6 separate regions of the Homo sapiens genome follow, and regions 1, 2, 3, 4 and 6 are each linked to region 5. Evidence: chromatin loops called from intact Hi-C (ENCODE). Cell type or tissue: PC-3. All regions are shown on one strand.

Region 1 (5,000 bases), 180 kb after region 5:
AGAGGTAGAGCCTGAAGTAAAATGAGAGTTGCACAGGAATGTCATGAGAGCCAAGATCAGAGCAGTCTTGTGCTTTACCTGCCATCTAAGGCATGTAGATTTCACTAAGTAAATAAAAGTGAGCCAACACAAATCTACAACCAGTGAACTTTCATGTCAAATCCTCCTACATATCCATAAACAGCAACCATTCTACCCTGTTCCTCAACCTGAGCCTTAGTTGGTTTTAGATGGTACCAAAACAAGTCGTTTGATAGAGCAATATTCAGTAAACTTTTTAAAACATAAATATGATGTGAACAATTCAAATTACGTTGACATTTTTCCTGAGTTTCCATGTTTGGGGCAATCTTTAAGTAACCTACAAGTGTTTGATATCATGATACATCCAGCTTATGTTTATATTAAATCAAAATGGACAGGAGAGGAAAAAATGTTAAGGATCCCAGTGTTTGATGTACCTAATGCAAATGATTTATGTCAATGTCATAACTTTGTAAGTAGACCCTCCTATGAGCACTTTTCTACATTTCTGTGGACAGCCAGTCAGAATAGACTAAGGGGTAGCTCTATCTACTAGGAACATTCGCCCACTAATATCTTCAATAGGACGTAAAAGATAGGTAAACAGAGGCCATAGAGCAAGGCTGTGTCAATAAAGCAAAGGATTGTAAAGTTAGATTTTTAGAGATGTTAAGTGGCTGAAAGAAAAGGCTGAAACTAGTGAGGCAGTGTTTCATGGGGTAAAAACATCTACCTTTGATTCTCTCACTTCAACTAGACCCAAGCAGAAGGGAACTTATTTAAACAGCAGTTCATGGAAGAAAAGCCATCATAGGCTACATCATCAACTCAAAAATGACATACCCGTGAAAGCTCTGCCTAAACATCTAAACTCAACATAGGCAGCTTTAATGTAAATGAATAGTGGAAACCTAAGGATACGATGTTTTGTTGCACTTGCCATTGGATTACTGTGCTTGACTTTGAGTCACTGCAAACTGCCATGTGTTTAGAGGTGATCCTGGATGTTGCAGGGGTCCAAGACCCAGGAGATCCTGGATAATTTAAGTGGCAAGTAGCAGACTTCATGGAGGACATTTAGTGTAAGAAAGGAGAAAACTTAGGTCCAACATGTAGAAGTTTCAAATAGAAAAGTTTTGATGTGTCACAGCAGGAAGTAAAAAAGTATCACTTCCACTCTAGGAGGATTTCCTATCAATTTGAGCTCTTCTAGTTTAATCACAGATTTTGTAAAATAATGAGGTCTGCAAAGGAATTTAAACAGGGACTACGCAACCACTTGATGGGATATTGGGAATATCTACATCGTGCTGGACAAAAATATAAATGGTTCCTTGTGTGGCTTTGGAACCCAGATTCTCCTGCATCATCATTCTACATTGGTGCCATGAGGGCCAGACACTCTCACAACACTGCCCTTCTTGCTGAAAATATCAGTAATCTCCTTCAAACAGATAACTTGACTTCACCAGACTTTTTTCAGCACTTGGCAGCTATATAAACTTTTTATTAGTCCATTTATTGTTTATTTTGCACTGTTTTGTTTTAAGCATAAAGGGGTGAAGTACTAAAATATGTTTAGGGCCCATATCCCATTAAATCACAGATACTCAGTATGGCTGAGCAAATGTTTACTTCCCAGGGTCAGCCTAAACAAAACGAAAACAGCAGTCCCAAATATTTCCTTTGCAGAATAATCACAAAGGCTGTCTCTCCTGAAATCTTAATCCTAATCTTAAATATTTGCTGTCCTAAAATGAGGAAAGTCCTGTCAGTAATTGTATTATCTGTTCTTCTTCATGCTCATCATAAATGCCAAAGGGTAATTCTTCCTAGAAAAATCAATCTTTAGTGATAACACGCAATGTGTTTTTAATTAATGAAGCTGCTTGATGCTGGCAGACTGGAAGTATCTTATCATCACATGCTGGGGAATTCACACAGGGTCCTGTCTGTGCATGCCGATCCCTGGAGCCAAAGAAAAATCTCCTGTCATTAAATCCTCTGCTGAACTAGCCTACATACTAAATAGGCAGAGGATCACGCCAGCCATCATGCTGGATAAGTGTATCAAGATATAACGCATGCCAGAAGCTGATGAAATACTTTGGCAAGAGCAGTGACCAGTTTTGTTATAATAAGTTGTGGTTTATCTCCAGTGTGGAGGGGAGAAAACTCATTTATGATTGCTCAATATTCTTGAGCAAAATACGACTGTCATCTGAATCCAGAGTAGAAGAGAGGATTTTTGTTTCTTTGTTTCTACGTTTATTTTGTTTTTAAGAGGAAAAGCAGCTTCTCAGTTGATGGGCAGTGGGAACAACACTGGATTTGTGAAGAGGGCTCACTGTGATTGAGTCACTTCACTTTTTTCCTTGCTCCTATACTTGGTACAAGTCCCCTACCCTCTCCAAGACTCATTTCCTCCTTTCTAAAATGAGGACAAGAGCACCCACTTCAGGATGAACACACAAGTTAAAGCGTTGAAGCACATTGTAGGCTATACAGATAAAGACATTGTTATTCTTTCTAGAAATAATAATTATTTGTTTCTTACAGACTCCACTAAAGTGAGAGTTGGAACTAAACATTCTCCAACATTCCTTTTAAAAAATTATCAAATTATTAGTTTTTAATTCCAAAATTTTAGGTTTTAGTTTGTAGGCCTGATTAACAAAAGCTACTTTTATTTATTTATTTATTTTTTTCCGTGTGTAGCCAAAATTGAATGTAGGCATGAAATGCAGGGAATTTTTGGATAATGGGACAGAGAGGTATTTATTGTTTCAGAAAGCACTTCCTGAAAACATTTATAACCAAAGAGCCAATAAAATGATCGGTTCAGAGATAAGTATACTGGAAGGAAATAATGACCATTGCAACACATGGCTAAACACCCTGGAATCATTCTTCCTTGTATTATTAAGCATAATTTTTACATTAACACAGAGTCAAAATAAAAGTTCCCTGCTGTGCTTACACAATACTCTGCAGCTGAGCAATAAGAACTTCGAGTGAAGTAAGGAGCAATTAGAGCAAAAGACAACTCAAACTAATTATTTTTAATCATATAAGTATAGCTTAGATCGACTCACCTGTAAAACAGGATAATTACCTAGGTATTGGATACTCTTTAAATGTTTGTAGGATTAAATTGACATTTCAGTTATAAGCTATTATTGAGTATTGGAACCAAACAAGCATGGAATACAATAGGGATAAATCAAATAATGTAACTACAGATAAATTATAATATAATAGAAGGATAATATTATTACAATATTATAACAATTATATCTACAGATCAAGGAATTTTGTAAAGATAATTGAGACAAACCAGATGGAAAAAACTTGTAAAGATGCTAAAAAACAAACAAAAACATATTGCCCTTGCTCACTTTCTTGGGCCCAGTATAGAAAAGACTAACTTCTGTATAATTTCCACCTTAGTTTCTAGGTGAAACAGTTGAACTACTGACCTCTGTGTAATTATTTCGTAATCTGCTTCCTCTTCATGAAACGTTTAGTCCAAATCTCTGTATGACCAAGCTTTTCCCATCTTCCAAAGCCCAGATGAAAGAGGTCATCCACAGAACTCCCCTGTTCCTCTACTCCACCATATTTCTCTCTCCTGCAAAGGAGTTCTCTCTAGCATTGACCTTGCAGTGGTCTATTCCATGAGGGCCAAATCTAAAGCATAGAGTCATGCACCACACAATGGTGTTTCCATCAACAACAGGCTGTGTATTCAACAGCTGTCTCATAAGATTATAATGAAGCTGAAAAATTCCTACTGCCTAGTGATATCATAGTGCAATGCATTACCCGGGTGTTTGTGGTGATGCTGGTGTAAACAAAACTACTATGCTGCCAGTTGTTTAAAAGTATAGTGCATACAATTATGTACAGAATATATTACTTGGTAAGATAATAAGTGACTATGTTACCACTTTATGCATTTAGCATACTATATTCTTGTTGATATTTTTATTGTATTTTTATACTCATAAAAAAAGTTAACTGTAAAACAACCTCAGGCAGGTCTTAGACATTGTCATCATAGGAGATGGCAGCTCCATGCACGTTATTACTCCTGAAGACCTCCCAGTGGGACAAGCTGTGGAGATGGAAGACTGATATTGATGATCCTGACCCTGTGTAACCCTAAGCTAATTTATGTGCTTCTGTCTTAGTTTTGGACAAAAATGTTTAAAAAGTAAGAAAAATAAAAATAGATACATGCCTATAGAATAAGGACATAAAGAAAGAATATGTTTTTGTAGCAGGTATATAATGTGTTTTTATTTTAAGCTACGTGTTATTGCAAAAGAGCCAAAAAGTTTAAATAATTTAAAAGTTTATAAAGTAAAATGTTGCAGTAGGCTAAAATTACTTTGTTACTGAAGAAAGAAAAAATACTCTTTTGTAAATTCAGTGTAGCCTAAATGCACAGTGTTCATAAAATCTATCATAGTGTTGAGTAATTGACTCACTGGGCTTTCATATTCACTCACCACTCACTCACTGACTTACCCAGGGCAACTTCCAGTTCTACAAACTCCATTCATGGTAAGTTCTCCATATATATGCACCCTTTTAAAAAATATTTTATCCTCTATTTTTACTTTACTTTTTTGATGTTTAGATATCTTTAGATACAAAAGTATGGAACCATTGTGTATACTCGTCTACGGTATCAAGTTCAGTGACATGCTGCACAGGTTTGCAGCCTAGGAGAAACAGGCTATACATATAGCCTAGCTGTGTAGTAAGCTCTACCATCTGGGTTTGGGTAAGTACAGTCTATGATGTTCACACAAGACAAAATTGCCTAATAGTGCAATTTTAATTTCTTAGAATGTATCCCCATTGTTAAGCAATGCACGACTGTATTCACACTTATATTTCCTGGTATCTTCCAACAGTGCTTACTTATGTCTGGTGTGGCCCACATAAAATTGATCAAATGACAAAAG
Region 2 (5,000 bases), 340 kb after region 5:
CAGTGGAAACCTGCTGCTTGAACTTTCTTTATTTACAAGTCTTGCTTGTTTGTCCTTTTGGATATAGGTGCCTCCATAGAAAGATTACAGAAAAACTCATCACTTCATATTTCAAATAGGGCAAAAGAAATGTGTAACGAGATTTCCCCAGGGTCCCACAATTTCCTTTCTTGAGAAAGGATTTAAAACGCTGCCTTGAAACAGTCCACCGGAATCCCTCAGAGAACTCATCCGTTAGCTGTGGGCAAGACCCTCTGTGTTTTTCCACCTACCCAGGGAGTGATGCCTATTCTGGGGATGGTCCAAGCTCTTCTGGCAATTAGGAATGTCCCACTTTTGAGCAGAAAACTTGCAATCATGAGCACTTTGATGCTGCCTCACATTACATTTGGTAGGTGCTGTGGTCTGAATGTTCATATCCCCAAAATTCATACATTGAAATAACCCCCAAAGTGACAGTATTAGAGGTGGGGCCTTTGGGAGGTGATCAGATCGGGGTAGGGGACAGGAGAGGCCTCATGATGGGATCAGCGCCCTTATCAAGGAGCCCCAGGGAGCTCCCTCATCTCTTCCACCATGTGAAGACACCAAGGTAAGGCACCCTCTGTGAACCAGGAAGTGAGCTCCCACCAGACACCAAATCTGCCAGGGCTTTGATCTTGGATTTTGCAGCCTCCTGATCTGTAAAAAATATATTTTCTATTGTTTAGAAGCCACTCAGTCTATGGTATTTTATAGCAGCCTAAACAAACTGAGACACTAGAGATAGAGTGCAGGGAAAACAAAACAAAGCAAAACAGAACCAGACATTTGAGAGATCTCTTCCCATTAGGATTCTTTAATTGTCATCTAATTGCTGTTCAAAAGAATTGATACAGAGTCAGAACAGAAAACAAAAGCATGTGAAGATCCTTTAACAGCTTCGTAACCGTCAGCCATCCAACAAAACACTGAAGTTCATGCCTATCTAATTAATTTTCTGGCCATCTAAAAATTTAAAAGGTTTGAACTCAAGACTACAAACAAATACAAATTTTCTTTGAAATTGCATACTATATAAAAGAAGAAAGAATGATTTGCCAAGTAGACTATTAGACTCATAACATGCTGACATTCATAGAGAGAAGGCGGAGCAAAGAGACAGGCTTTATTTTATTAGATTTTGTCTTCCCAGCCCTCGCTGGAGCCATTGGAGAGAACTCCATCTAGCTGAAAGACCTGAAACTTAGAACCAAAGCAGCCAATGACTACACAGCCCGACTCCTTCCCAACCCATAGCTAGATCCTGGATTACCCATATGTGAACCAAGGCCAGTGTGGGAAGGGCACTGTGGAAAGCGAACGTACCAGGTTCCCAGGGAACAGCCAGATGAGGCTACCTGCTCCAGGCCAAAGAGAGGGAGCAATGCCACACCTCCTCCCAAGGGGAAGTAGCTCAGGCCTCATGTAAGTGAAGAAAGACCTAGACATTTGCCTAAGGACCAGGTTTCTGGATCTCCTCACACTCAGGAGGAGCACAGCCCCACCCTTCTCAATCCAACTTCTGTAGAAGGAGGTAGGCCCCACAAGCCAGAAGAAATTCTGAAGAAGGAGAAAGAGGGGGTGCGTGGACCTTCTCTCAAGCCTGGTGGATGCCTGTAGGTCCTTCTATCTACCAAATTGCACCTTTCCCCAAGTCCCAGATGGAGCAATCATCCTCCCTCTGCCTCCCCACCTCCCGTGGACTTCAACCCTTATATTCATGTTAGAATCTCTCTGCCTCTTCCTCTGACTTGATTGTTTGCCCTGGAAGGCATGAATCAGACATTCACATCACATAGCCAGGATGTGGTGCAGTCTCTGGAACAGTGAGCCACTGAGGGAGTGGGTACTGGAAAGGTTCATAGACTAACAAACACCTCAACGACTGCTGCTAACTTGGGTGCTTCAAGGCATGTGCCTGAATCCCACCCAGAGATCCCAGCTGCAGAGTCCAAGGCCCTGAGCCCAGCCACACAGCTCAGGAGTGATTTCTTCAGGGCAGAAAGGCCAGGGAGACTCCTCCAGCAGCTGTGCCAAATGCTGTGCCCAACTGTGAGGAAACAGTGGCAAAGAGGTATAGGTTAAATGTGTCTGGTAGTGGGCAGGCAAGGAATGAATTGAGGTGGGGAGAAGGCCAGCAGCTCAGCATGCCGGGGAAGGCACGCTGCCACCTGCTTGAAGCAATCCATTTGGTTGACCCTCTGGATGTCTGCACTCAGCCAAAAGCACACGGATAAATGTCCTACATGGCTCACAAGCTCTGTGGATGAGTCTGTGTCTGTGGACAGAATCCTCAGTCGTCCAGGGTGCTGGCCAGCTGTCCTGCTCAGTGGCTCTATGGCCATGAGCAATACCCCTCTACCAGGCTGGCTGGCCAGCTCTGATGGGCCTGGACACACCACACTCCCCAACACAGGGCACAGAAAAAGTCAAGAAATAAGGATTGATCAAATCTCTATCTGGGGACGATAGGTGACATTAGTCTTTGGAGGGAGCCATTGCTAGTTTTTCAAGCAGGGTGGAATGCGAGGAGAGCTGGGCTTCAGAGGTGTATAGAACCAATTAGGAGTTTTGACCCGCCATGGTTTATTTTAGGATCAGGGAACAGGTGCTTGCTGGCTGGCTGGCCCAACCTTCTGAGGCGCCATCCCAGGCCGCATGTCAGGCGCCCTGTGGAATGTTGGTGCCCACCGCGCTGAGCCTGAACTCTACGCTCAGATGTTGCCATCTAGTGGTGACAAGGTGCAAATCTCACCCTTCGCCCTAATGCATAAAGGATCAGGAATTTTAAAAGAAATACTTTTCTAATAAAGCAAATTAAGGAATACTTTTTATTCACTTTTAAACAATACATAGAAAAGATTGCATTTTTGGTTTTGGCCTCTTTAGCCTCCTAAATATATACAAAAATCACATCAAGAATGTAAACTACCAGAAGTCAAGGAGTTGGAGTTGCCCAAGTGCCTTTATTGAGACTACAGTTTCCCCATGGAGTAAATCTCAGTTCGTTACTTTAATTAAACACATGTCAAGAGATATTTGTGATATGAAGGAATGAAATTTAAATTTTCCCTGCATTTCCTCATTCTGATTCCAACTTGGTTACTTACCAGGTAAATGGCACATAAATTCTCTGAGGCTCATACTCTTCACTGGCAAAATGGGAACGCATGACACGATAATAGGAAAAAGTGATGTGAAAAGACGATAAAACCCTGAAGGCACAACTCTGGGTGTGTCCTGACTGCTCAGGTGTCTCCCAGGGCGGCCCATTTGATGACACAGCCATGGTTTCCTCTCTTGAACAGGGGGTCTGTGTCCGCTTACTTTACCTAAGAGCACACTCACCAGCAGCCCCTGCCAAGAGTGTTCAGTTCGTGTTCTGCGCAGTGTCTAAGATATTCCTAATACTTAACAGATGTCAAAAATGGAATATTCATGATAAAAATACTCTTTAGTTTTCCATAAGCTCCAGTGACTAGAATGAGCCTTTCAACCCATGAAAGGATCCAGTCCTGGCTGGATCCAGAATTCAGGGAGTTCTGAATTTTGTGATTTCAAAGTGCTGATTGGTTAAGATACAGGTTACGTTCCTCCTGCACTACCTACCCAGGCACCTTCCTCAGTGATGAGACTTTACTCCTACAGCCCATCTCTTCCTAAATGGATGGCCAGCTCACCTAGAATCTCTCAGGGATTTTGCACTTAGTCTTACTTCCCGCTCCTAATTTTTAGTTTCTCTCTCTCCTTTTCCACTATGAGCAAACACCCTTTTGTCCCTTGGCTGAAGTCGATCATTCTGTGAGAGTGCTGCCCCTTTGGGTTATGGTTCTACTTGAAATTGATCCGTAACAAACACCTCTATGTCCTCATTGTCATTTCCTGAAAGGAGGTGTAAGTCAGGTGCAGGAGACTGAGAAGAGTAAGGCTGAGCCTCACTCACAGGCACACACTGTGGTGGGACAGAGACATCCCACAGTATAGCCGCAGGCCAAGAGCGAGTCCCCTCAGGGCCCCAGAAAAAGGCAGAGTGGAAATGCCTTCAGCAGGCTTACCCCAGCCCCACATCTTCTCCCAGCCCCTTCTTGCCCATCCCCTGGCTGGGGCTCCCACACCTGTTCCTTTCATATAATGGCCCTCTCTTGGTTCCCCAGACATGCAATGGTTCTGGATGTCCCTGAACCTCTGGCCACAAACTGCTCACTGCCCTTTATTGTTGTTTTTCCTCCTCCTCTCCCAAACCATGACAGTTTCCCAGGGCTGTATAATCTTTCCTCTCCTTCCCTTCTCTTCTCCATGGCCCACTCACCAAACCTATATTTTGAACTGTAGCCACCCATCGCTGGCCCTCCTTGGTGGCCAGGCATGACACCTCACATTTGCAGTAAACACTGTTCCTGACTTCTCCATGGCAGTGGCACCCTCAGCTCAGGCTACCCCATTGTTGTCTTTCATCAATAAGTCCCAAACCCAGGAGTTTCTCTCCTGAGAAATGGGCCCTGGATCCCCACTTCCTCCAGATCCCCCCAGCTGCCCACACTTGCTCTGAATTCTCCTGGAGTTAACACCCACTGCCACCTTCATCTTCCTTGGAGAACAATCATGCCAGGAAGGTCACAGGAGCCGGAGCTGAAATCCCAGCTCTGACATGACACTTCTCTAACCTGTTTCTCATCTACAAAGTGGAGACAATCTCCCAGAGCTGTGGTTCCAATGAAAGATACTGTGGGAGAGCAAACCCCCAATGTGGAATGAATGGGAGACTTCCCTAGAAAAGAGGTCTAGGCATCAGCTCACCTCTACTTATTCTCTTTGTAACCAGAACAAGGGTTTAAACCTTCAGGCCTCAGTTTTCCCATCTGTGAAGTGATCACCTCAGCACCTGCCTCACTCAAGGGTGGTGAGGATTAAACCTAATTCTACACATAAAGGTCTCTGGGATAAACTCCCCAGACCATGTATGTTATTATTATTTCCAA
Region 3 (5,000 bases), 98 kb before region 5:
ACAAAATAATAAAAAAGCATTGACCATATGTCTAAGAGTTAAACATACATCTAAAAGATCAGGTCAGGGATAATGAAGAAGAGGTAAAATATTGAAAAAAGTAAAAAACATATCTGGAAGCTAAAAAATAACATAAATGCTTTGAACAAGAGTCCTTTAATACTGTGTTGGGTGGTTGGATGAATTAGGAAAAGACCTTATTGGGCCCACCTAGAGCCAGTTGATGATTCCAAGTTAGCAAGAAGTTCTGAAAATCTTTCAGTATTAAAAGAATCATAATGAATACCAAGAAGTGGATGTTAGTGTAACATGAGAACTCCCTGAGAAAAATCCCATACAAATATCAGTGTGGCTTCACTTGTGGATTTTTGAGGGAGAATTGCCTGAAGAATTGAATTTTAGTGAGCATCTACATGATTCTCTTTCTGATCTCTTTCTGGAAATACTTACAATGTAGAAGCATAAGTTAGAAAATCAAAATGTTAAAGACAATAGAAAAAAGTTATATTGGCAGGGCACTGTGGCTCACGCCTGTAATCCCAGCACTTTGGGAGGCCGAGGCGGGCGGATCACGAGGTCGGGAGATTGGGACCATCCTGGCTAACATGGTGAAACCCCATCTCTACTAAATAATACAAAAAATTAGCCAGGCGTGGTGGCAGGCGCCTGTAGTCCCAGCTACTCGGGAGGCTGAGGCAGGAGAATGGCATGAACCCAGGAGGCAGAGTTTGCAGTGAGCTGAGAGTGCGCCACCACACTCCAGCCTGGGTGACAGAGCAAGACTCCATCTCAAGAAAAAAAAAAGTTATATTTGCATGAGTGAGCACACAGACAAACAATTGCTAATTTATTCATTTCCATTGAAACACTTTCTGAAGCTCTTAGGTACCCAAACAGATCGCCAGGACCTAAAGATGATGTAGAAATGGGGGAAATCCAATGCTTGCCCTTGCAAAAAAATCATTATTCAGTAAAAACAGGTTAAATACACAAATATCTATAATAATAAGCAGAATGAGTTGTCAGACAAGGGAAAAATGTATTTGTCAGTGTTCTTCAGAAAAAGAGAACCTGTAGGATATATGCGGAGATTTATTATGAGGAAGTGGCTCTTGAAACTACAGAGGCTGGGAAATTCCATGATCTGCACTCTGAGAGGTGTAGATCCCAGAAAGCTGGTGATGCAAATTAATCCAAGCCCAAAAGCCTGATTACCAGAGAAGCCAATGGTATAAATCCCAGTCTGAGGGCCAGGGAAGATGAGATGAGATGGGATGTTTCCGCTCATGCTGGCAGAAGAAAGAAGAGGCATATTCCTCTTTTCTTTGTCTTTTGTTCTACTCCAACCCTTCATGGATTGGGTAATGGCCAACCACATTGGGGTGAGCAATCTGTTTCGCTGAGTCCACAGATTCAAATTCTCATTCAACTCAGAAAAACCATAAAAAACACACACAGAAATAGCACTGTGCACCTCATGATCCAGTCAAGATGACATGTAGAATCAACCATCACAAGTTCAAACTTTGTCAACTTGGCACACAAATGCCTCACCTCAAATCATAATTAATCCTCAAATAAAAACAATAACAAGGTCACAATGCCACTGAACGTGATACACCTATCCTATGTACTACCAGTAATGCACTAACTCCTTCCCCAGAAGCAGAGGTAAAGCCCTGAGTGATGTTTATTCTTCTCCTTGGTATTCTATAACTTAAATTTTATAATGTAAATTAACAATATTTAAATACTACAATACGAAATAAATACATCTTATGTTACAAGGCAACAAGATAAGACAGAATAAAAGATACACATACATATGCATAAAAACATACTCAGAACAAAGTAAGGAGAAAGTGCTTGTGACAATTGCAGTCATGAGTCATTTTTCTGTAACTGGTCATGTGTTTGTAGCTGGTATTTATAACTACCTTCTTCCACTATCCATTCTGTATTCCCTTTGACTTTAGCAAGCACCTCAGCCAATTGTGGTTCTTTACCTGGTAGGATGACCCAAACCTTCATTCCTGAAGGGTCTGGGCCATTAGATGGCCTGAATATATTAGCTTTTTGTGGTTTTCCATTGACTTTAATCACAGGACATGGTAATATTAAGAGATGCTCTAAGTATTCCAGACATACTCTACCTCCACTAGGGAGTAGTAGTTCAGTGTCCCCTTGGTAATCTGGATCAGTCATGCCAGCCAACACAGTAAATTCTTGGCCTGTTGACTCAGAAGGGAGATCCCAAAGGTGGTGGATGGCACTCTTAACTTCCTGTTTAATGAAATCATGATTTTGTCTTCTGGTGGGAACATTTCTTTTTCCAGGATGAAGACTTCTAGGTCAGCAGAGCATAAAGTCATGGAAGCAGGAAGAAAACATTTTGCTAATGGGACACTAGGGGAAGTCATGAGTAGTGTCACTTCAATTTTGAACCTTGATTTCTGGACCTAAGAATTTTGGCTATCAGACAAACAGCACCAAATATTGGATGCTGATTCAGAACATAGTCTTCTGGAGAACACTGCCTCAACCCTCAAGGTATTATCACCTAGCTGGTCCTGTAACCAAGACTTCAAATGGCCATTCAACCATTCTATCAAGATGGCTACTTCAGGATAGTGGGGGATGTGGTAAGACTAGTGAGTTCCTGAACATGAGACCATTGCCACATTTCTTAAGCTATTAAGTGAGTTCCTTGATCAGAAGCAGTGCTGTATGGAAAAACATGATGGTGGAATAACATGAAGACAGGATTTTGCCCCAAAGTGCTAAAGCCCTAAAGACAGTTGAGGCATTCTGTGAGTCCACCAAAGGTAGTCTTGACAGAAACATTCAAGAAAAGCAAATCTATATCCGGAGTAAGTATATATTCCAGGAAGGACAAAACATTACCCCTTCCATCATGGAAGCTATCTAATATTATCAACCTGCCACCACCTAGCTGTCTCATGACCCCAGGAATGATGCTATGGGGCTGGGGGCTGAGAATCTGTTCTGGTCTCTGCTGCTGGCAGATTGGACACTCAGCAGTGGCCATAGCCACTTCAGCATCAATGAGTGGAGTCCCTGTTGCTGAGCCTATGCATAACCTTCATGCCTGCCACATGGCCAATATGTTCATGAGTCCATTGGTTAATAACAAGGTTGGCTTAGAAAAGAGGCTAACTGGTATCCAAAATATGTCATCCTATCCACTTTATTATTAAAATCCTCCTCTGCTAAGGTCACCATTTGATGAGCATTCTCATGAGACACAAATATCTTCCCACTTTTTCTCCATTCAGGGAAAAACTGTCCTCAAACTTCTCTGTGACATTTTCCAATCGTGCTCCTTCCAAGTCTCTGACCATTAGGCCAAAGCATTAGACATCAACTGGTATATAATTGTATGTCTAGCCACTTCTCCTTCCAAACAAAATGGACAATTAGATGGATGCCCAAAGTTCTGCCCACTGGGAAAATTTCCCTTCACCAATGTCCTTCAGGAATGTCCCAGAGGGTGGCTGCAGTGCTGCAGCTGCCCTGCATATCATGCAGAATCATCTCTAAACCAGGACTGAGTCTTGTCTTCCTCTGTCAACTGATTGTTGAGAACTCCCCAGGAGCCCACAGGTGTAGCTGAGAGACAGAAGGTAATGAAGCAAGAATGGAGACCATGAAAATTTGAACCACTTCTTCATGTAACTTATTTGTGCTTTCAGGGCCTGCTCATATACCCCAAGTATATGCCACCTTCATTTGATGATGGAGTGTTGCTGCATGCAGCCAACTTGATGGCTTCATGGGTCAGCTAATAGTCAGTTCATGATGGGCAGCTCAAGTTGCTTGGTAAATTTGTGGCTTACAATTAAACTGTCAGTTGCAGAAAAAAAAGCTATTTCTCAAAAGGAGAGCAGTTTTCTGCAGATGACGATAGGATCTTGCCCCAAAGTCCTAAAGGCCTGTGCTCTAATTCATCTATTGGAGCCTAGCAAAAGCTCCAAACAGCATCGCCACCCACTATTGACACTTCAAGAACCACTGGATCTGCTGAACCATATGGCCCAAGAGGCAGAGAAGCTTGCACAGCAGCCTGGACCTCTTGAAGAGCCCTTATTCTGGGCTCAAATCAAAACCAGCAGCTTTTCAGGTCATTCAGTAAATGGGCCAGTGAAATACACCAAAATGATAAATATATTACCTCCTAAATCCAGAGAAGCCCACTAGGCACTGTGCCACCTTCTTAGTTGGAGGAAAGGCAAGATGCAACAATTTATCCTTCACTTCAGAAGAGATATCTTGATATCCCCACACCACTGGGCCCTTAAATATTTAATTGAGTTAGAAGGCCCCTGAATTTTTGTTGGGTTTATTTCCCACCTTCTGACACACAAATATCTTATCAAGAGGTCTAGAGCAGCTTCTACTTTTTGCTCACCAGATCCAATGAGTGTCATCAATGCAATGGACCAGCATGATATCTTGTAGACAGGAAAGGCAATCAAGATCCCTGAAAACTAAATTATGGCATAGAGCTAGAGTGTTAATATGAGGCTGAAGTAGGACTGTTAAGGTGTATAGCTGGCCTTACCAGTTGAAAACAAAGCTGCTTCTGATCAGCCTCTGGACAAGTATAAAGAAAAAAAGAATTTGTCAGATTAATAGCTGGGTACCATGTATCAAGAGATTTGTTAATTTGCTCAAGCAATGAAGCCACATCTAGTCCAGCAGCTGCAATTAGAGGTACCACTTGATTAATCTTACAATGGTCCACTGTCATTCTTTAAGATCCATCTGTCTTTTGCACAGGCCAAATAGAGACAAATGAGGATGTGGTGAGAATTGCCACCCCTGAATCTTTCATGTTTTTTCATGGTGGCAATAATCTTTCCAGTCCCTCCAAGAATGTAGTATTGCTTTTGATTTACTATTTTTTTAGGTTGATGTGATTCTAGCAGCTTCCACTTGGCCTTTCCCACCATAATAGCCCTCACTCCAGAAGTCGAGGA
Region 4 (5,000 bases), 210 kb before region 5:
ATGGTCCCTTTCCATCCATCCCAACCATAAAGAATTTCTTGTCCCAGGAAATACATATACTATACATATATATATATATGATATCTATATGATATATATCATATATATGATATCTATATATCTATATGATATCTATATGATATATATATATGATATATATATATATATATCAGCCACCTTAAAACAAATTACTGAAAAGACCACAAAAAGCATTATGGCACAGCAAAAGTCTCTAAATTCCTTAGTTAAATGGTTTTAACAAAATGCTGTGCTTTGTATAGCTAATTTCTATGAACCAAGATTACAGTAGCTCAACTCGTAGAACCTATAGATGATAGATGATAAGTTAATTTTATAACTTTGCTTTTTGGCTTTTGATTTTTGGCTTTCATATTACTTAGAAGGGCTCTGAGAATTAATGAGTGCCTGCTCACCTCCATTCTCATCTGGCCTGAAACTATTAATTGGCTACAAGTCTTTTGACTCTAAGCCCCTTGGCCACAGGGGTCTCCCTGAGGGACATGAGAGACTTGGGTTAGGTAGCACACCACCCCAGCATCAATATGGAATAAAATAAAAGCTAGGCCATTGATAGTGCTTTTGGTATATCTTGACCCAAAACAGGGAAACAACCACGGAAAAGATAAAATCTTAAGCCCCCGTTGACTAAATGAACCCCTCCTTTTTGACCAAGGAAATCCCCTGAAAAAAAATCCTGAAAAATTAGTTCAGGCCATGAAAGGAAGGGGAGGGTTGAATGTGCCTTGTTATACCCTTCCCCATTTAAACTTTAGGCACAACTGAGCAGCATTAACATTTAAATAGAGACCATAAGACTGACAAGACAGACTCTTTGTGGCAATAACATACCAAATTATAACCAGGACCTAAGACCATGCCAGGCAAGGGTTAAGTCACACACTCCTAGGCTTAAAAAGTATACTCTGTTCTAACTGCCACAAGGTTTATCTTCTTCTCAAGCAGCCAAACAAGCACTGGCCCCAAGATAAGCAACGTTAAAACAAATGGCATCTCTTCTAGATGCTGACTAACTGACCCCAGCCCCTATTCCGCCAGCTATAACTGCAGCTTTAATTAGACAAAAGACTGATTTCAGTGACTTTATCCAGATAAAAAGACCACAGACCATGGCCTAATTCTGGCTGGTTTACAGAAATTAAGCCCTTTTGTAATTAGATCTATTTGTGTCCTAAATAGACCTATTGATGTACAAGACCTAATTTTAATATATTTAGACGTTAAGTCTCCACCCCAAAATAAGCATGGGCCATATGTTATACAGATGTTTATTCAATACACATGTGTCAGGACCACCTCCGTAAATATTCATAGCTCCCCCTGCAACCTGTTAAAAATGTGTGTTTAATCAACCTGTTGTGATATCTCCACAGGAGCTCTGAGTACAATTAACAGTGGGAAACAAACTTATTGACTTACTTATTGATATCAGGGTCATATATTTTATAGTTATTACTTGTCTATCCCCTGACTGAAAACGAAACAGAACAAAAATGATGACGATTGCAGGAATGTCAAAGAAAGTATGAGTCATCCTTTTCTTGCAATGTTTAGATTATCATCTTAGAGACCACAGTAAACACACAAGAAACCCTGAATGTTGGGTGTATATTCAAAATAAATTGGAAAACATCTCTGCCCTCCAGGACATGAATGAACAAATTAATGCAATGCCCAAACCTATGATGTTACTAAACCAGTGGTTCTCTTTTTTGTTTGAGTCAGGACCCTCCTGGTGAAAAAAAAAAAAAAAAAACTACTCATCATTCTGGCTATGTTTCTAGGAATAGGCCATACTTCTTTACTGTGGGTTATGCTGTTGCTATACAACATACATAGGGTTACAGGATCACTTTTCCCAGATCTTACCCCCTCATCCAATGATGCTTTGACATGTTACCCCTGTGATCCCAGGAACACAGAAATATTTCAAACTCCAAGAAAGTAAGTTCCATTCCTCAGGCACCTAGCAAGGCCTGCAGCCAGCAGGAAGTAGTCAGAATGAAGTCGACACCCTGATACCCCGTAGAAATGGAATGGACATTGACAGTGGGAAGTTTGTAATCTATATGGCCAGTTTGCTAGCTTACTCTATATGTGTGGACTGTTTCTGGGCTCTTCATTTATTCCATTGATCTATTCTTCCATCCTTTTATCAACACCACAAAATCTTAATAATGTAATTATCAAATAATTGTGAATGTCAGCTGATGCAAAACCTACTTCCTTTACAAGAAGATCTTTGTCATTCTTGGCTGTATACAATATAATACTATATCAATTATAGAATCATCTCATTATGTCTCTCTGTCTCTCTTTCTCTCTCCTCTCTCTCTCCCTCCCTCCCTCTCTCTTTCACACACACATACCAATGCACACACGTGCACACTCACATGCACACACACACACACATGCTCACACACATACACACACATCCTGCAAAGATGTTTATTGTTACCTCACTAAATCTACACATTAATTTGAAGAAACTTAACATCTTTTCAATGTTGTGTCTTTCTAAGTGTAAACATAATATTTAGATATTCTTTAATTCATTCCAGTAATGTTTTATGTATTTTTTTTCTAGAGATCTTGTTTCTACTTTGTTAGACTTATTCCTTGGTATTTAACATAATTGAAGTTATAAATGGTATATATTTTACTTATTTGTATACGGACATTCAAATCTATAAACATCCTTTTAAATTTTGCTTTAACTTTATTCTAGAGGTTTTGATATGTAGTGCCTGGCACATGATAGGTGGTCAATAAGTATCTGTGGAATTCTCATTATAAGGGTTGAGCAGGTTGACCTCTGAGTTCATTGTCAGTTATGACTATCTAGAATTTTTGGATGTTGTAGTTATGTCAAGTTTTCTATTACATAGTTAAATGTAGGAAAATGCCCAACAACCATGGTTGCATTTTGGTATTTATTTAACTTCTTAAAACTTGTTATCACCATGGTGTTGAAAAAAAATTCTTTTGAGCTTTTTCACTAATCAAACAAATGAGTCACTAAAGAGGCTGGTGATGAGTCATCTGAATGCAAGCATTTATCCCAGTTATGCAAATGAAAGATCTGATTAGAGTGGTAGATCCAAAATCTGAGTCCCAAAGTTCACCAAGGTGAAACACTTTTAAAACCTCAGAGTGGTCGTCAATTTATTAAAAATTTAGTTATAAGATAGATGACTACATCCATGATTAGGAAGATTAAGGGACAATTTAGTGCTTCTATGGTCATTTTATCTATAAGCTTTCTTTTGACCCAAGCTCTCCTTTACAGCAATGAAATACAATATGAATAATATTCACTTGTGAAGTCCACAAAAGATTTTGTCTTTTCTCATGCCATACAGGTGGCCCAAACCAAATTCATGGTTCTCCCTCAAATCACCACTATCCTCCCAGTGACTCAGACTTTTAATTTCCTTGATATTCTGTTTAGTTAACAATGAAAATTAGTGTTTTAATTATACAGGTTTAAAAATGATAATACGGCTGATCGAAGTATAAAGAGATAAAAATCACTTGAAATTAGACCATCTTGAAATAAATACTGTAAACATTTTGGTGATCATTTATTCATGCACATCTTTATATGTTTAAATCACCATCTTCATATAATACTTTCTTTTTGTCTTGGACGTATTTTACTTTTTTATGGCATTACCCCTCTCTCATTCCTCATCACATGCATCAATATCTCCAAATCACCAGATATACAATGTTAACAGCAAGATGTGTATCCTTCCATAATATTCTTCATCAAATGAATATATGTTCATATACAGCTTTTTCATTGTCTTGTGTTTATTTAAAAACAAAGAATATATTCAGAACTCTAAAACCCAGTAATAAGGTAACAAACAACCCAATTAAAAAATGGACAAAAAATTAGAACAGATACTGAAGAAGGTACTAAATAGATGACAAATAAGCACATGAAAGAGATGCTCAATATCATTAGTCATTATGGAAATATAAAGAAAAATCACAATTATATACTTACTAGAATGATCAAAATTGGAAACAATGACTACAAGGGTGCTGACAATAATGTGGAGGAACTGAAACTCTAATCCACAGTCTGTGGAAATATAAATTGGTACAATCACATTGGAAAACAGTTTAACAGCTTCCTATAAAGTTAAACATCCACTGACTATATGATAGTCTTCTCATTTGTAGGTATTTTTCCAAGGAAATGAAAGTATATGTTCATGCAAAGACATGTACAGGAATGTTCAAAGTAGCTAATTTTGTAATAGTTCAAAAGTCAAAGCAACCAAATGTTCATCAAGTGAATGGATAAACAAATTGGGTTGTGTCCACACAATGGAATACTACTCAGCAATAAAAAGAACTCTGATAGAAGCCAAATGAATAAATCTCAAAATATGATGAAAGAAGCAACACAAAAAAAGTAAATACGATTCTATTTGTATAGAATTCCAGAAAAATTGGAAATAATCTACAAAAAGGAGAAAGTAGTGGTTCCCTGGGGATGGAAGGGGCTTTGGAAGGGCAAGATGGAGAAATTACACAGGGACATGAGGACATTTTCAGTAGTAAAAGATATGTTCATTATCCAGAATGTGTTGTTGGTTTCATGGGTACACATATGTCTCAGAAGTTATCAAATTGTGTAGTTTATTATGTGTAGTTTATTTAAATATACAAAAGTCAGTTTATATATATATATATAACTCCTTTTAATTGGCATATGACATTCAATTGCATACATGTTTCATAGTTTATTTAAATACTTCTCTACTGATGTATATTTATATGTTCCCAGAGTTTTACCACCACACTAGTGATTACATATATACATATATAATATATATACACACACACATATACAAGTGTGTGTATATATATATAGAAACTATATATACACACACCAGCACACATGGATAATAGCTATATAATTATCTATTTATAATATCTAGCAC
Region 5 (5,000 bases):
ATCTGGAGCTAGCCTGGGCCCAGGGACCATGAGGGGAATGAGGACTATTTCTACCATAGAGGAGCATAAGGCCTTCTTAGGGAGAAAGATATGTAAACAACACTTAATGCAATGGAAGTCACATGAGAAAGGGGACTGTAGCTTGTGGAGGAGGCGAAGGAAGATTAGACAGACTGCAATTGGCCTCATTTTAGCAGATGAGGAGATAAAATAGGAGGGAAATAACAGTCTTTAGAGTGAAAGCAGAACTCTACAGAGCTGACACTAAGGCCTGCACCCTTCCCTGTGTCACATGGCATGAGACAAAACATTCATGCACGATGCAGTGGGGCATGGTCTGTGTTACTGTCGCCTGGCTCATGCTTTAAGACACAGACTCCTACTCCTGAGGAGGAATGTGTCCAAGGGAGTGCAGGGGCCCTGTGGAACAAGAGGAGGCTCGCTGGTCTCCCTTTGGCCTTGACTGATGTTGCTGAGAAGAGAGCCCCTTCACTCAGGCGTCTTCAGGGCTCCCGCAGCTGGGGCCTCGCTCTGTGTACTGTTCTGGAGATTGCTGAGGCTAAATATTACTGCAGCTGGGAACACTCAGGAAGCTTGTTCCCTTACAAATGGCAATCTTTACTCAGGTACCTGAGGAGCAAAATGGCAATCCGTGTAGCATAATGCAGAGAGAGTCCACAGGATTCTCCTGCTCTCTGGAATACCACCCCAGAACACGTCCTCCCTTGTGCTTTCTCCCATGCCCATCAGACTTGGCTGTGGGCACAAGGGAAGGAGGAGTCAGGATGGGAACCAGAGCTGTCATGGGAAGACAGCACAGGCCACGCAGCACCAGGTAAACTGGATAAATTGGAAGACGGTAGTGAATCTGCAGCCACACGATGAAGAGTTTTAAAGGGGATGAAAAGGAGACACAGGTGGAGCATATTTCCACTGAGCACAGAAAAAGAGAACAGTAATTTCCTTTACATGTCTATTTGGAAATCATTGAGTATTTATAATATATGAGAAAGAGGTTGGAATACACTCAAGAGTACATTAAAAAATATAAAACCTGATTCTTTTTTGCAAAGGATTTACAACCCCAATAATTAACCATGATGCATTGCATGTAAAATGCCAAAAAAGTGATACAAAATATTCTACAAAGGAGGAAGACGTGTTGAAATTTGTTAAGCATCTGTTAGAGCTGTCACTTAGTATGAGCAAGTTAATTTAATCTTTACGCAACCTTAGATTATAGGTGTAATGAATATTATTTTGCAGATTAGGTAATCATGTCCCAGAAATGTCAAGTAAGTTACCAATGTCACTCAGCTAGCCCGTGGAAGAGGTAGGCTTCCCACTCTCCCTAGAGCAATTGCTCTTTCTCTTGGAAAGAAAAGTCTCCTGCATCTAAGTCAAAGCACGGGAGTTAATCATGCAGCTGATTTTAGAATCACAGGCTCCCTAAGTCAGTGTGGGTCATCTGCTTAAGACCCTGGTCATCTAACAGAGAGACATCCACGCAGGAGTGAAGGCCATGGCCTACAGTAGATTTTGTAATGAGAAGTCACTCAAGCCTGAATGATGACAGAAATCACAGAGAGGAAATGGAATACACTGTTGAGATGCTAAGTCCCAAAGAGGTCAGTCATGCCTGGTGAAGTAAGTTTTGAGAGTGAATTGGTATGTGGGAAACATGTGGTGAAGACAAGGGGTTGAAAGCTGAGGCTTGAGTAAGGCCAAATGGATTCAGTGCTGAAGGCCCACATTTTGATTATGTTGGCTGTACAGCACCATGACTCAGTTATCTGTTTTTTTTTTTTTTAGATGGAGTCTCACTCTGTCGCCAGGCTGGAGGGCAGTGGCACGAGCTCAGCTCACTGCAACCTCCGCCTCCGGGTTCAAGCGATTCTCCTGTCTCAGCATCCTGAGTAGCTGGGACTACAGGCATGTGCCACCACGCCCAGCTAATTTTTGTGTTTTTAGTAGAGATGGGGGTTTCATCATGTTGGTCAGGATGGTCTCGATCTCTTGACCTCGTGATCCGCCTGCCTCGGCCTCCCCAAAGTGCTGGGATTACAGGTGTGAGCCACTGTGCCCAGCTGACTCAGTTATCTTTTTAAAGCACCTCTGCATGCTGGATCAACCTGTGAGATGCATCTGCAGAACATCTTGAACGTGCCTGACTCAGAGTCTCTTGGAAGATGTCCAATGCTGAAACCTTGCTTGATCCAAGGCAGCATGGTTCATATTCTTATATAGTATAATTATAATGATTATATTTTAAATTAAATTCATTTGGGATAAAAAAGGTAAACTAAAAGATATGTGTTGGGAGGTAATAAATCTCCAAATACATTGTTGTCCCTAGATTCAGTATTGAATAACTTTGATTTTATATGCTTTTAAAATGTACTGAAACCTCTTAATAATTGCTGGTTTTTCCAACGAGAGGCTTGATGTCAAAAATAAGCCGGGAATACCTAGTGTTCCAGCTCCATATTCTACCCTGCACATAAAAATAGGCTTTTGAAGTCCAGCAGAGCCAGGTAAAGGGAAAAGATGTTGCAAATAGACTCTCAAGTCATCTACTCTGACTCCACCAAAACCCACAAGTGAAGCAATGATTTATGATCTGACTCACAATTGAAGAGTCTGCACAGAAAGAAAAAAAAAACAAAAACAAATTAATAACCATAAAGAGGAAGTGCATATTTCCTACACTTCATTATTTTTTCTTTTTATCTACCATCCCATCAAGCCTGGCAGTGATCGAGCAGGGTGAAATCATTGTTTCTTTTTTATAAATCAACATGGGTAATGTTTGAGTGCAGAAAGATCTGGTATTTCACTATTTATGGGTGCATAGCTCTGTCTGTACTCACAGTTCCAACAGCACGTTCACTTACTTTTAACTTCTGACTCAAAGTAACCCTGCAGAATCTGTATTCTTATCCCACTTTGCAAATTAGGAAAATGAGCCTCACATTGGTTTACACACACGTGACAATGAAACAATTATTGCTTGGGTGAGAAGGGCAGTGAATGCTATAATACGATAGTTTCCAAAAATTTCCAAGTTGGAAGCTTCTGGGATAGGCAAACGAGACAAAGTAAATACATTTTCTTGTAGTTAGGATATAAGGTTCTGAAATCAGACAGTCTGGATTCAAAACCCAGTGCTGCTGCCTTACCCATTTTCTCTAAGTTCCAGTTTCTTCACCTGAAAAATAGGAATTGCGTAGTACCTTTAAAAATGTAGATATAATAATATGGCAAAATAATGGAAAGAATTATGTGAGGATAAAGCACAGGTGATAAAAAATTATTAAAGGAAATTTTACCTAGTATTTGATATTCTTTACACAGTTTAGTGATACAGAAATTATTTATTATTTCTCTTGTCAAGAGTGGGATTATAGATCAACAACTGGGAACACTAACTGTCCAGCAGAAGATGAAAAGTCAGAGTCCCTTGGGAGCCCTGACGCTACCAGAACTAACAGAGACAGGAGTGCTGATCAGATGTCAGAGACAGGAGTGCTGATCAGATGTCAGAATCTGGCCAGTGTAGTGAAACCATAAAAGATGCAGACATTTCCAAACACAAGCTGACACTGGGACCGAGAACCACCTCTTTCCTACAGCACCCAACCACTCTCCCAAGTCTGGGCATCAGACATTGCCATGGCTGGCTTCCCACCCAATCTTTAAGGTGCATTTCCATCTCTTCAGTTCAAATTAGCAGGAAATTCAAGAAGATGCTTGCAAGTCAAGGCAATGGATCCTTGGGGCAATGGGGACAGAGGAAGGGACTTGCATACGAGAGGCTAAACTGGGCTAAAAAGAAGAGTTCAAGAAGTGGATAGAGAGAATTTGGAAGTGGAGAAAAGAAGAGGTGACATGAGCAAAGGTACACAAGGCAGACTTTGACACCATGGTGCTGGCCTCACCGGGCCTCTATGGTGGTGTCCCCTCATAGGACTCAGGCAGGAAACATGACAGTGTAGGGAGAAAGACACAACAAACCCTTTTGTCTCCCCTCCTGCCTCTTGGGTTTCTCAGTGAAGATTCTGTTGGCAAGATAAAAAGGAATTACAACAATCAATCTTCTTTTGGTGTTTGTTTTTCTTCTCTCTCCTTTTGGGAGCATTGCTTTGTGTCTGGCTGTGAGTTCAGTCCACAGACACAGTAGGATTTTGAGTCATTCCCCTCAGGCTTTCATTCTGGCACTGGTAAATGCTACTCATGAGACAGTGGACCTTGCTTTTATCACCTTTAAAGGGAAATAACAATACATATCTCTTTCTGGGTTACTGGGAGGGATAAACTCTTGTGGAACACATTACTCAGATTGTGCTTCATAAAAGACACTTTCTAATCCTTGACATAGCTTGAGCCATAATCAAACATAGCACGGAATGGCAAATAGAGGCTCAATAAACATTTATTGGAGAAGAAAAGAAACATGAATAAACCAAATGAATAAAGTACATCAATTTGGGCTTAAATAGAGACACATCCTAAAGATAAGACTGTAAGGCAAGGATATAGGCCATGGATAAGACAAATGCCAAGCCCCTGTTTTCACTGGTAAACCAAGGCCAGCTGAAAGGACAGGACTACACAAAACACACAAGGCAAAATCCCTATGTCCCCACCACCCTGTCCTCAGTAAAGAAAGTTTCTTGGAAACATCTGAAATCTATGCGGAGCCACGGAAGAAACATAGCAAAAAAGAAAGAAATTACACTTGAGAAGGCTTTATCTAGTTAAATAAAATTACACTAAAATTTAAAAATAAATAAATAAATAAAGGATTCAAAACTCAAATTTAGAAGAAGGCTAGATTGTTGTTGTGTTGTTGTTGCTTTTTCTTCATCCAGAAGACAGAACCAGAGTCGCTGGATGGGATGACTTCATGCGCAAGACAGGAAGGAAGTGGGTCCCACAGACTCATGCCAAGAGTCTCGCAACCCCCTTAAGGGCAAACATTCCCAGCACACCAATCCTGT
Region 6 (5,000 bases), 270 kb before region 5:
TCATTCTCAGCAAACTTTCAGAAGAACAGAAAACCAAGCACAGCATATTCTCACTCATAAGTGGGAGTTGAACAATGAGAACACATGGACACAGGGAGGGGAACATCACACACCAGGGCTTGTTGTGGGGTGGGGGCTAGGGGAGGCATAGCATTAGGAGAAATACCTAATGCAGTTGATGGGTTGATGGGTGCAGCAAACCACCATGGCACATGTTTACCTATGTAACAAAACTGCACATTCTGCACATGTACCCCAGAACTTAAAGTATAATAAATAATTTTTAAAAAGTACAGTAATGATGAAAGAATTCTACTTTCTTCCATAAAAGTAGAAATAAATCTTTTCATTCTAAAGCTTAAATTTCTCCAATTTGAATTGAGTTCATATTTAATGATTGTAATATTATAAAATGCAAACTTAAAACTGAGTTTTCCTATTTGCTGTACTAAAAAAAATTTCATTAAATTTCTGTACTAATTAGTGGTAACTTGTACAATTTGTGACTGCTTTTACATTTACAAAAATAACACCACATCTAGTATCTAGAGCTTTCCTCAGTGTATTTGAATTCTCCCGTTCATATGTGTTTAATTTGCATGTAACCTACCAGACACATAACTACTATCTATTAGGGATCAGTAAAGAAAGGAAAACGTTTCTTAAATATATTTGCATATAAGCCTTTGATGACAAGCAGATGACACCTGCAAAATCTGGAAGACAAATATGGAACAAAGTTATGAATCTAGGAGTTTCCCGAAGACACTAGCAAATTGCCTACCAAGATGTCAGCAGCAGGCAGTACTTAAGTCAAATTAACCTAGGCCACAATCTGTGCCAGGACCCTTCAGGCTCAAACTCTAATTTTCTCTGTGCGCTGAAGCAGATGTGCACCTCAGAGATGGACTCACTTCAACAAAGACCTCATAGAGCCTGGCGGGTTTTGACTACCACCTGCCGATAGCTCTCAAAGTTCAATAACTACTTTCCAACCCTCTTCAAATAACTAATCCTCCAGGGCTATTTGTGTGTGGTCAGTCTGCTTCAGAGTACCATGGGCTCCTTGGAATTGCTTTGTCCAAAGTAGAAGTCGTTCTTTCTCTCTCAACTCCTGTGTTCTCCTGCACACACAGTCTTCCTGGGAGAACACCATTTGCTCACTCCCTCACACCAGCTCCCTGGGGACTTGCCTGACTACTCCCTTTCTCTCTTACTAAGTTTGTCCATTATGCCTTCTAATAGTTCTCCAATATTCCATCTCATATTCATTCTTCTATGATTAACCTTGCTTAAACTGTTGTCATAATTTCTGTGACTACAACATAAATCTTCCAAATGGATCCTATCCTCCAAGTCTCTTTGCTCTATCCCTGAGTTGTCCAATACACTAGCCAATGGCCATATGTTGCTACTGAGCACTTGAAATGTGACTGGTGTAACCAGTTATCTGAAGTTTTAGTAGTATTTAATTGCATTAAATCAAGAAAATATAGATACTGAATTCAGTTGTTAGAAAACTTAAGAATCTCTGGTTGAGCATGGTGGCTCATGCCTGTAATCCCAGCAGTTTGGGAAGCCGAGGCAGTTGGATTGCTTGAGCTCAGGAGTTTGAGACCAGCCTGGGCAACATAGTGAAACCCTGTCTCAATCAAAAACACAGAAAATTACCTGGGCATGGTGGCATGTGCCTGTGGTCACAGCTACTCGGGAGGCTGAGGTGGAAGGATGACTTGAGCCCAGGAGGTGGCAGTTGCAGTGAGCCAAGATCACACTGCCTCACTCCAGCATGGGCAACAGAGCCAGACTCTATCTCAAAACAGAAAAACAAAAAAACAAAAGAGAGAGAAAAAAACCCTTTCAGAATCTCTGAAAAACTCCGGCATGTGAATGTACTCTTCAACTTTAAATTTAATGAAATCTAAACACAGATCGAGTAATTGTGATGAGTTTAGCATCTGTAAATAAAAATATGCTTTATGTGTAAAATACATGCAAGGTTTCAAACACCAAGTACAAGAAGAGTAAGTGTAAACTATCATTAATAAATTTGTGTACTGATGACATTTTAAATGACAAAAGTTTGAATGTATTGTGTTAAATAAATTACATTATCACATTTATTTCACTTGTTTCTTGTGGCTATTAAAGAATTTTAAAATTGCCTTTGTGGATCACACAATATTTCTATTGTTTGTTTCAACCAATCCATGTTCCACCTCTCAATCCATTGGCTGTCTCTCGATCCATATTCCACCTGCTACCAGCAAGTGAAGTGCTCTGCTGACTCTTCACTTCCTCCTTCCTGACATCTGCCTGTGGAATAGAGCCTAGTGTTCCCTGAAGCCTGACTTCTCTGCCCTGCCCTGGGCACTGCAGGTGGAAGTTTCCACATCACAACTCGAAGGCTACTAGTGGAAACACTTCCTCTCCCAACACCACCCCCCGCATGGGGCACTCTACTTAGAGGGTTGCTTTTCTGTCCCCTTCTCTGCCTCAAAGTCCTTTCCTATTACTCCTTTAAGGCAAAATAAAACAAAAACACAAAGCTGGCCAAACTGTATTTGTCATTTTAGAACCAGCTCAAGGGTGTCATTTTCTCCAAAGTGCAGTTGGTGCCACTACCTCCTCCTTGACAGGTAGATCATTGCCCTGGGCTGTGTCCCACTGGGTCGCTTTCCAAAGTAAGTCATAGTAACACCTGCATGCTATCTTTCTCCCCTACCAGGGAGCTCACTATCTCAGAAACCCAGGAAGCTCCTTTCTAAGGAAATACTTGGATGAATAAATGAACTCAACAGCAATGCCAGTGTTACTAATTCACAAAGATAAACAAAAATCCTCCTGCAGGTTGGAATGCACAGTGGTTTGACCAGGCATTTTTTTCCCATATTTGGAAAACTGGCAAAAGCAAGGCTTTATGAGATACAGGATCAGAAAAAAATGAGAGCAGGTAATCTAAAAAGCGTGGTCAGGGCAGTACAGCTGTGGTTTTTGCAAAGTAGCAATTGCTGTCCATGGGTCAATTGTCTTATCTGCCTCTGCCACAACTACTGTCTTTTCTCTGTGTTCATGGCAATTCCCTGACTCTTTGGCCAATGCATTATCTTTAAAGATATTTAAACATATACAATCCAGCCTTGTTAGCCTGAGGTCCATTCTGCCTTTTCTGAGTAGTTTTTTATCAACCTACCACCTGAGTCACTAACCACTTACTATAAATTTACATCAATCACATTTCCTCCATTCCTGAGTTTATGTGGCCACGTGATAAACAGGCTCATACATTGGTGTGTCTCATCGCAATTTTTAATGTTTAAAAAAAGGGTGTAAATGCTTAAAATCATATTTTCTAAATAAGTGAAACAAATGTTAAGCTTTTAAAAAATTTCGATTTCTTACTTACAAAATTTATTTGTTCTTAATTGCTGAGAGTTTGAAATCTGTGCCTGTCTGAATCTTTCATTCACATGGACATAGACATTATCATCCAACATGAAGTGACAAGGCATTTGACAGAGTGAACATGGAGGAAGGCCACTCTTATCAGTGTGAAAGATAGTTGCATCCTATGAGGATAGAAGACACAGAAGATAAAATCTGAAATACAATAAATATGCACTTGTTTATATTTTTCTCTTCTATAATTACCATAGTGACCTCTTACCTGATAAAAATGTCAACAGAGATGGTAGAAGATGGGTCTCAGCTGTGCTCTCAACAGATTCAACATGCAGAAAACTAGTTTTCAGGGTCACAAAAGTTTAACTCATTTAATGAGCTTATTCTTACATGCCATTATTGAATTAAAAGCATGATTTAGTACTGCAGGGTGGAAAAAAGCAAACTGCATTGCTTTGACAGATAAATTCCTCTCTAGCTTCTTTTAGCAATTCCTAGCATTTGGAATCGCTTCCTATTTAATATTTTTTGTTGTCCTTTTTCATTTTTATTCTCAGTAGTCATTCTAAATGTCTTTTTAAACTCATAATGATTTAAACTCCTAGGAGGCTGTGTGAACTTTGACAAATGACTCAACCTTCCTGGATGTCAATTAAACACTACATATTTGCTGGGCTTTAACAATCTAAATAAGATTTTATTCTTCCTTTACAGATACCTTGACATCTCTTATTCTTCCACGTCTTCATAAATTGTATGTCTAACTTTCTCTGTTGGGATGTTTGCACCAATAACACAACAGTGGTTCTCTGACTTGAGTGTGCCTTAGAATGAGCTGGAAGTCTTGACACAACGCAGGCTGCTGGGCCCAGTCCTGAGGTTCTGACTCACTAGGTCTCGGGTGGGGCCTGAAAACTCGTGTTACTCACCAGCACCCAGGAGCTGCTGATGCTGCTGATGTGGCTACCACAGTTTCAGAACCACTGCAATACAGACATCTTCTCAAGGGTGCAGAACACAGAGCTTAAAAGATGTTTGCATGCTTTACAAACATATTAAGATCCAAATGTCCATAAAGAAAGATGTTCATCTCCTTACCTTTTAACTGATGTCCAGATCACCTATTCAGGTTATCTTTGGACTCGGAGATGAGGTGATACATGTGGAGAATTTTCAAACAGTAAAAGCAAGTGATATGCATGGAAGGGAACATGACCATCAGTAGCCAGTCATGACTAATTCTGAAATTTAATCTTTCAAGGCTCCCTCATTCCTCCTTTTGTCTTTGACTCTGCTCTTCTTACCTGCCGGGTGTAAAGGCAAACAGCACCTCTTTGAGCTCAGATGTGTTCTTTACTGGCTGGGAGGCCATGGGCACCTTACCTCAGTTCTCCCAGTGGAAGAACTCCCATAGAGACACTAGATGGTTTGTGAGGGAACCCCAGCTTTGATTTCATGACTCCTGCATTTGTATTTTTAAGTATAAATTACTGTCAAGTAAACTCTTCTTCACACAGAATGTGAAATTCATCTATCCTTCTGCCCACTCATGCATTTATTTATGTATTAATTTAAGAAATATTGATTGATGGCCAGGT

What was found. Peaks named below come from ENCODE experiments on the same cell type or tissue, not always from the same donor. Only the 100,000 strongest peaks of a DNase experiment are listed, where the experiment ranks them.
Region 1: a loop joins it to region 5, with 2.9 times the contacts of the local background. A loop is called at or near these places in 4 of 110 quality-filtered maps.
Region 2: a loop joins it to region 5, with 5 times the contacts of the local background. A loop is called at or near these places in 7 of 110 quality-filtered maps.
Region 3: a loop joins it to region 5, with 4 times the contacts of the local background. A loop is called at or near these places in 4 of 110 quality-filtered maps.
Region 4: a loop joins it to region 5, with 8 times the contacts of the local background. A loop is called at or near these places in 4 of 110 quality-filtered maps.
Region 6: a loop joins it to region 5, with 12 times the contacts of the local background. A loop is called at or near these places in 2 of 110 quality-filtered maps.

The regions. Positions count from the first base shown.
Region 1 is chr7:46,930,867-46,935,866 of GRCh38, forward strand. The region is part of intron 1 of LOC124901626 (a long non-coding RNA gene); the gene reads right to left. Among named protein-coding and RNA genes, the nearest start is that of SNORD151, 530 kb to the right of the region's middle. In PC-3, a CTCF peak has its summit at 2,483; no DNase peak of the experiment used is centred here; H3K27ac peaks cover 168 bases.
Region 2 is chr7:47,086,249-47,091,248 of GRCh38, forward strand. No RefSeq gene overlaps it. Among named protein-coding and RNA genes, the nearest start is that of SNORD151, 380 kb to the right of the region's middle. In PC-3, a CTCF peak has its summit at 2,755 (motif pointing left); DNase peaks (open chromatin) are centred at 1,823 and 2,743; H3K27ac peaks cover 994 bases.
Region 3 is chr7:46,652,850-46,657,849 of GRCh38, forward strand. No RefSeq gene overlaps it. Among named protein-coding and RNA genes, the nearest start is that of IGFBP3, 730 kb to the left of the region's middle. In PC-3, a CTCF peak has its summit at 2,390; a DNase peak (open chromatin) is centred at 2,232; H3K27ac peaks cover 620 bases.
Region 4 is chr7:46,542,973-46,547,972 of GRCh38, forward strand. No RefSeq gene overlaps it. Among named protein-coding and RNA genes, the nearest start is that of IGFBP3, 620 kb to the left of the region's middle. In PC-3, no CTCF peak of the experiment used is centred here; DNase peaks (open chromatin) are centred at 1,609 and 3,049; H3K4me3 peaks cover 405 bases; H3K27ac peaks cover 3,422 bases.
Region 5 is chr7:46,750,371-46,755,370 of GRCh38, forward strand. No RefSeq gene overlaps it. Among named protein-coding and RNA genes, the nearest start is that of SNORD151, 710 kb to the right of the region's middle. In PC-3, no CTCF peak of the experiment used is centred here; DNase peaks (open chromatin) are centred at 2,681 and 4,201; H3K27ac peaks cover 2,148 bases.
Region 6 is chr7:46,482,752-46,487,751 of GRCh38, forward strand. No RefSeq gene overlaps it. Among named protein-coding and RNA genes, the nearest start is that of IGFBP3, 560 kb to the left of the region's middle. In PC-3, a CTCF peak has its summit at 2,848; DNase peaks (open chromatin) are centred at 2,990, 3,170 and 4,310; H3K4me3 peaks cover 382 bases; H3K27ac peaks cover 2,965 bases.